Regions from separate parts of the Homo sapiens genome. Here region 2 is linked to region 1. Evidence: chromatin loops called from intact Hi-C (ENCODE). Cell type or tissue: tibial artery. All regions are shown on one strand. Region 1 overlaps PDE4B (phosphodiesterase 4B). Region 2 overlaps PDE4B (phosphodiesterase 4B).

Evidence for each region. Peaks named below come from ENCODE experiments on the same cell type or tissue, not always from the same donor. Only the 100,000 strongest peaks of a DNase experiment are listed, where the experiment ranks them.
Region 2: a loop joins it to region 1, with 8 times the contacts of the local background. A loop is called at or near these places in 7 of 110 quality-filtered maps.

The regions. Positions count from the first base shown.
Region 1 is chr1:66,295,753-66,299,752 of GRCh38, reverse strand. All of the region lies in intron 7 of PDE4B (phosphodiesterase 4B), which reads right to left. Among named protein-coding and RNA genes, the nearest start is that of SGIP1, 240 kb to the left of the region's middle. In tibial artery, no CTCF peak of the experiment used is centred here; no DNase peak of the experiment used is centred here.
Region 2 is chr1:66,247,089-66,251,088 of GRCh38, reverse strand. PDE4B (phosphodiesterase 4B) reads right to left here. Exons shown (of 17, transcript NM_002600.4): 4 at 3,435-3,629. Among named protein-coding and RNA genes, the nearest start is that of PDE4B-AS1, 200 kb to the right of the region's middle. In tibial artery, a CTCF peak has its summit at 1,927; no DNase peak of the experiment used is centred here; H3K27ac peaks cover 1,812 bases.

The DNA.
Region 1 (4,000 bases):
TGGCCATTATCAGAAAGATAAAAAATAACAAAAGCCAGCAAGGATGTGGAGGAAAGCAAACTCTTATAAACTGTTGATGGGAAAGTAAGTTAGCACAGCTATTATGGAAAACGGTATGGAGGTTTTGCAACAAAGCTTAAATAGAATTACCATATTACAGTGATCCCACTACTGGGTATTTATCCAAGGGAAAATAAATCAATGTATTGGAGAGATATCTGCACCCCACGTTTATTGCAGCACTATTGACAATAGCCAAGATATGGAATTAGCCTAAATGTCCATCAGCAAATGAATGGATAAAGGAAATATGGCATATAATAATGGAATGCTATTCACTCATGAAAAGGAATGAAATTCTGTCATTTGCAGCAACATGGATGAGCTTGGAGGACATTAAGTAAAATAAGTCAGGTACAGAAAGACAAATACTGCAAGTTTCACTAATATCTGGAGGCTAAAAAACATTGAGCTCATAATAGAGAGTAGAATTATGGTTATTAGAAGCTAGGAAGATTAGTGGGAAGAGGAAGACAGAGAGTTTGGGTAAGGAATACAAAATTAGAGCTAGATAGGAAGAATAAGTTGTAGTTTTCTATTGCACTATGGGGTAAATATAGTTAATAACAATTTATTGTATACGTTCAAAGCTAGAAGAGAGGATTTTGAATGTTCCCAACACAAAGAAATGATAAATGTTTAAGGTGATGAATATGCTAATTACTCTGATTTGATCATTATGCAGTGTATACATATATAAAAATATCACTCTGTATCCCACAAATATATACAACTATTTGGTGTCAACTAAACTTTTTCCTTTTTTTAAAAAGGAAAAAAAGGTACCACAGAATGACTACTATGAGCACAGTACTTTCTACTTCACTAAATGTTTTCAGATCCATGTGAAAGACATTTCAGGTTACAGTGATGAGCTCAGAGGAACCTTTCAGGGTAGAAGGCTGAGTAGATGAAATCTCAAGTTCCACTGTATGGAACCTCTCCACAATTTTTCAGGGAATGTTTGTACAAGTGGAAAACTAAAAAAGATGTCAAGTGCAACACATACCTGACTTGCCACATAATGGGTTTAACAGGAGCATTCTGAGAGTAGGTGGCTAGTGGAAAGAACACAAGCTTTGAAGTCTTGGACTCAAGCCCAGGCCCTGCCCCATAAAAGTTGTGTGATCTTGCAAAGCAACTGTACTTACTTTTTTAAATGGACAGCAGTTAACTTATCTTTAAAACGAATGCAATAAAATCCCCCATAGGTTCAACTTAAAGATGTAAAAGACCCATGAAGTATCTGGCACATAGTAGGGGTTCCAGAAATGACAACCCTTCTCTTTTCCAGACAGCTTGGCCCTTCTGTGGTCTACTAGGTCCCCATCACTGAAGCAACTAAGTAAGGCCTATTAGGTAGTCAGGCAAGCTTCCTTTTCTCCCATTTCCACTTACCAAAATGTTTTCTCTTTCACCACTGGATATGCTCCTCCTCCTATTTTCAAAATTTCAATGAAGAGCCCCAGACAGCATAATATGACTATAGTGACTTTGGAGTAATCTTCAACTTGAGAACAAGAGTCAGCATGAGAACAAAAGTATATTGTTCTATTGATGAACTTTGTAAGTTATTAAATTAGCACAGTGCTATAGGATTTGCCACTCTCTTTTATATCATCTTAGTATGTATCTCAAGAGTTTATGATAAGGAGTGCACTTTGAAATGGTACCTACATTCATACAAATGATTAAAACAGCTTTGGGCAGACTTTTACATATAATAGGATAAGTAATAGGACAACCTTGTTCACCAACCTAGTCATATGTAAGGTAAGCAACCATAATGGACTAATGAATGAATAATGGACTAATAAATTGGATCATTTAACTTTACTACCTACACCATGATGAATTACACCATTCTAATGATTACTCCTAATCATTAGACCAGGCCCTCTGGTGCTTTGAATGTGTCCCCCAAAGCACATGTGTTGGAAACTTAATCCCCAATCAATAGTGTTGAGAGGTAGCACCTTTAAGGGGCAGAGTCCTTATGAATGGAGTAACATTATTATCATAGAAGTGGGTTAATTATCTGAGGAGTGAGCTGCAATGAATAATATATAATGAATAATATAATAAAAAGGACTTTTTGGATAAATGCATGAGAAAGTAAAAGCAAGGTAAAACCGCTCTCTTGAGGATCTCTTTTCATTCTTACTGTTTCAATATGCCATAGAAATAAAGCAATGCCATCCTTTTATTTGGCCTGGCTTCTTTAAGAGTTTGGGAATTACTTTTTAAAGTTTGTGGGTTTTTTGTAGAAATATAGTACGTAGGGATGTCTGCATGCTGATGAAATTCAAAAAAGCCTAAAACAATACCTTCGTTGTAGCACAATAAGTTACTTATAAAAGTACTGAACATGGGAAAGACCCAAGTGAAAACCTGAAATACAAACATCTATTCATGAAATGGGAAACAGTAAAGGGTCTTAGGTAATAATGGATTTTCTATCCTTATGGACCTTACACAAGATATCTGTCGAGGAAGCAAGTGAAACAGTTCCAAGAACACTTAGAAATGCAATCATTTTCCCCCGAGACTCTGAATCTGAATCTGTGTGAGTCTAATATTCAGCAAATGGTGATATGGCTAAGAGATGTATGAAAAGAGACACGAAGAGTCAAATGCCGATGGGCGATGACTCAAAAACAGAACTGTAGAACTTCCACAGAATCAAACAGCCTTGGAATGATTAAACTTAATTTCTAGCCTGAAAACAACTTCTTTCGAAAGGCAACTGTTTCTACATGCATCTTGTGTCACTGAATTTGAGGCTCTGGAAGGGTCACCTCACAGGTGGGTCCCTAACTTCTGACTAAAGAAGGGATACAGAATTATTATGCACATCATACATACTCCAAAAAATTTCGTGTAAGAGTTGGTGAAAAATTCACATGAATAAGAGCTGCTATGAATTATTGATGGTCTATTATGTACAAAATATTCATTGATTCAACAAATATGCGCCAGCCTCTCTTCTAAGTTCATGACAATGAACTGAAGTGACAAAAATCCTGACCTCATGGAGCTCATATGCCATTATTTAATAACACTCACACAATCCTAACCACAGCCACAGAAGGTTATTATTCCTATTTTGCAAATGAGGAACCTGAGATTTAAAAGAATTAAGTAACATGCCTAAGGTCACAAAGCTAGTAACTGATGAGCCAGAAGTCAAATCCAGTTCTGTGCAGCTCCTCAGTCTGACTTCATAGCTACTTTGCTACATTATCTCCTATTGGCAACAGAAAAAGAATTGCAATGAGGGTCAGCACATCAACTAAAAGAAGCTGAGCATTCTCCATAAAAGTATGCTTTCTTGTTTATCGTAAACAGACTACAGTTTACCAAGAAGTCAGCCCACTCCCTATCACGTGCCTACCAGTATGTAGGTCTCATTCATCCAGAATTTATTAATCAGGTATGTGCCAAGCATTAGGCCAGGTCCTGTGGATATCAAATAAGACATAGTTTTTGCCACCAATAAGTCTAGTGGGAAAGAAAAACATATAAATGGGTCATCATAACACAGCATGATAAGGCTGAGATAAAGATAAGCCCCGGATGCTCAGGAGAGTGCAGAAAACAAACAGCCCTAATAAGAGACGTTGACCTCTGAATTGGGTCTAAACCAGCGGGCATTAGCCTGATGAACAAAGGGGAATTGGAGTGGGAAAGTACTCAAGTGCACTGAGCAGAGAGGGCGACACGTGAAGGAAGTGAAAGACAGTATGGTGTTCGAGAAGTTGCAAGTATTTTAGTGTGAAGGATGGAGTGCCAGAGAGATGTTCCTGAAAATTGGCTATATTGTGCTGTATTTTAACAATGTGTGTGTTTAGAGGGTGCTGCAGAGAGGACAGAAACTGGAAAGTTGTACATAGAAATCTACTACTGAGCTGTGAAATATTTTTAATAGGTCTTTGCCAGC
Region 2 (4,000 bases), 49 kb after region 1:
GGTGTAAGTCTAACTCAAGTCTTAGAAACCACACTGCACTTTTTGCTAGTCCATCAATAAACAGGTTTTAAATTTAAGTGGATTATTATTTCTGCTTTTCCTCTTGGTTCTTAGGTCTCATTTCCCTTGAAAATGAGTAGGCTCTCTCTAGAGACTACTTAGTCCACACGTAAATGGTGGCTTTCAAAAGCTTCTTGTCTGTGTAAGGCTTTGCAAAATGGGATGACCAAATGAAAAAAAACATGGAGTTTCCTTTCCTGTGGCTTTGCAGGTGGATAATCAAAACTCCATTCTGTCCATGGTGGTTCCTGCCACAGTTTTCAGCAGTAAAACTGGCCTTACTAGTTTCCAGTACTTTATGTTCCCATGAGGCAATCTGTACCTCAGTATACGAAGGCATTACGTTTGGGATGACTACAACACAGGAACTGAACAGAAACCAGCAAACTATTGCCACATCTAGGAAAGCATCTGAAATTGCCTTTTGGGACCCAATGGTGATCTTGCTTTACTTCACTATAAAGCCTTATTCTGATCCTCTCCTTTGTTGCTCAAAGTTAAAGCTACTTTTAATTTTTCTTGTTCACATTTTTACTCTTAATATCTTTTCACTCACTCTCCCCTGACTATAATTTTCTGTTACTCTTCTGAAAAAATTCAGATGAGAAAAATTTAAAAGCTAGTGTTTCCTTTATTACTAGGATTTAATGCAGTAGAATTATGCAAAGTTTTCCACCATTCATAAAAAATTCATGACAGCTCTGTGCTGGGTATGAGGTCTGTGAGCAGGGAACATCCGGCAGCCCCCACCCAGTGGCCTTCACATCTAGACTCTTGGTCTATTAGCACCCTTCTTGCTTCCTGGATCTATGGGTAGAAGGCAAAAAAAGGGGCGGGAAGTGTGGGGAGCTGCTGTTCCTCTGTTTCGATTCATCTTAAAGAGTTAATAATCATATGAAATAGCTTTAAGAGCATTACTTTAGTTCAGATTCAGATATTTATGTGAAACTGGATTTGCCAACTTAAAACTAAATTACTAGAAGAAGCTTAATATTATTCAAACTCTACTTCTCAGCGTGTTGTGAAATATAATTCCAAAACTGACAAATATATAAAAGTTTTTTTCTGTGGTACTGAAATATTTGGAAAACAAAATCTTGTGCTATTTTCATTCACACAAAGATTTTAATATATCCTGTTATCAGTATTTTTGATAGGGTGGTATTATGTTGCCAACCTTGTTTTCTTGGGAAAGGCTGCTTTTTATTATGAAATTGTGCCCATACTACTTTTTATCTAAGTCCTTATCTTTAAAAAGTGAGAATGATATTAAATAATTTACATATATAATTTTTACTTGCCTAAATTTAAAGTTGGAAAATTTAGGTTCTAAAGTTACTGGGGGCAGGGGGTGGGGCGGGTGGTGGGGAATTTTACTGGCCAGTAAAATTGAAAGGACAGTAAACTACCAGTAACAGGGATGCTGGATGCGGTGTCATTTAGAACTACACCTCTTTTTTGACTGCCGTAGATTCAGTTGGATTGTGATCTTTAAGGTCTCTTCAAATTTAACATTTCTACAACCTTTTGATTCCAAATAATGAAACACAAGATTTAATCTGGAAGTGCAGTAGAGTTTTCTGGGGCGACTCTGAATGACCTTGAGATTCTTCCTGCCGTTTGGCTTGAGTCTGGAGAGCTCTTAGCCAGGGAATTAGTTTTTGGGGAATGACAAGATTTCAAAGCTAATCTTGCACCTGTAAAATACTATGTGAATTAAGCTCTAATTACTTTGAGCTCACCACATGACCTACGGTCTTCCATGATGAAGCCTAGAAAGGTGTTTATCTTGGTGAAGGAAAGAATTCCCAATATCTTTGCATTCAAAGACCCCCATTCAAACTTTTGTCAGAAATGCCTTGGGTTCTACAAGATCTACAGCAAAGTTGCTGGCTACCTACCTCTCCTGCAGCCTTGGACACCTCTACTCTGCAGTCATTTGTTTTCTACCTAGTGGTAGAGATGCCACTTTGCAATTTGAAGAACATGGATGGAAAGATTCCAAAAGTTTTTAATATGGTCAGGCTTAGCCACATCATGGGACACAGCATGATACACAGTCATGGGATAGGGGCAAGTTTCTCAATCTCTCAGAGTCCCAGTTTCATCATCTATGGAGTGGGGATAATAAAGACACCTACCTGACAGATTAACAGAGATAACATAAGAACATGAGCTCGGCTCCATGGGAAGTGCTCATTAAATGTTATTTCCTTTCACTCTGTTATGTTTGTATGTGTGTGTTCCTCTTATCTTTCTTATTTAGCTGTAACCTCCCTGACAGCATGCACATTTTTTGAGAATGAGATATGCTTTTAACTCATCTGTGATTTTTACACTGTTTTGTTTGTCTTTTATCACCAGAGATTGACACAATGTGTGGCACAAAGGAGAGAATCAGTAAATTTTGCCAAATGACTGAAAAATGAATTTGGGCCCACACAATGATTGAGATATTTTAGGGCAGGGGTGCGTCTATTAAAATGTGCTGGCAGAAATGCCTCAAGGAATATTTTTTTGCTGGTAGCTTCAAAATTCCCCCTTTCACCAGAGGGTGAAATTTTTGACTTCCCTTCCAATAGCAGAAGAGAACAGAGTGGAATTTTCCAAACTGGAGACCTTAGGGAGCTACTGATACTTTTATGACATATAATATAAAAACAATTGTATCTGTGCCCAGAAACCTTTTAAGGCATGAATTCCAGAATCCAATTTTATTTGGTTTTGGAAATTTAATAAATGGGTGACACAACCTAGATCTTGTTCTTTAAATAAAATTTAGAGATTTACAATTAATAGCGGCAAAACAAAAATATCAGCAGTGCTTTACAGGGCGGTGGAGTGTGTTGTGTCTCACCAAGGAGCCAGGCAACAAGTGGGCATTGTGTTAAAGTTTCAGAGAAGGGACACAGGCATGTGTCTGAATGACATCTTATTAAAGTCACCAAGCAAAGGCTACTGAGACAGCATGCATATAACCAATCACCATTTTTCCTCTTTGCTGGAGCCTCATGAAAACTGCACACACAGCTGAAATTTCAAGTGTGATGTATAAAAAGTGTTAAGGTTCTCATGCCATAAATGACTCAACAGTTCAGGAAATGAAGCAAAATAATTTTTTTAAGGTATCAGTAAAAGATGTAAAGTAAACACTGTGTCTAGGTTTTCCAAAACCCTTGGAGACCCCAGCTACATATTCCGCATGCTATAGAGCATTAATGTCCTTAAAATGGTCATCACGTCACCCCTGCTCATATTCATTTTCTTCCTTCATCCTTACCATAGATTAATGGGGAATTGTTGTTGCTGCCACTGTGACCTGGGTAGAGATGAGGTAAATGTGAAACTGGAAGCCAGACAGAGCTTGTACTTACTGCTCGCTTGGAAGAGAAGAGTTTCTCGACATCGCCTTTGGTGACAAGTCATAGTCGCTGTCTGATCTGTAGAGAAATGACTCTCTGCGCTGGCTGTGCCCAGGAAAGGTGGCGTGAAGTACCAGCCCAGCGGAAGAGCTGGCCTGGGGATCCAGTGGACTCCGACCTGGGGAAGGGCCATTTTCCACATCAAAGCTTAAAGAGAAAGTGGGAAACTCTGGTCACATGATAACCATGGAGGAGGACACATAGTATACACTGAGAACCAACGTGTGGCAGGTACTATACACTAAGCATTTTACATAAAACTGTATGTACTATGGAAAGTTTTCATCCTCAACACAGCTTAGAGTTGCAGTCATTATTATTTTCATGTTATGTATAGGAAACTGAGTCGCACTGAAGTTCAGTTATTTACCCATGCCCACCATTAGCAAATAATGGAGCCAGAATTTGAACCCAGGAGCAAACTCCATGGCCTTTCAGTGACATGAGTAACTTGGACAAATTCGGCGTTGGTGCCAGGCATACAACAACTTGGTGATAATAAGCAACTTTAGAGGGGG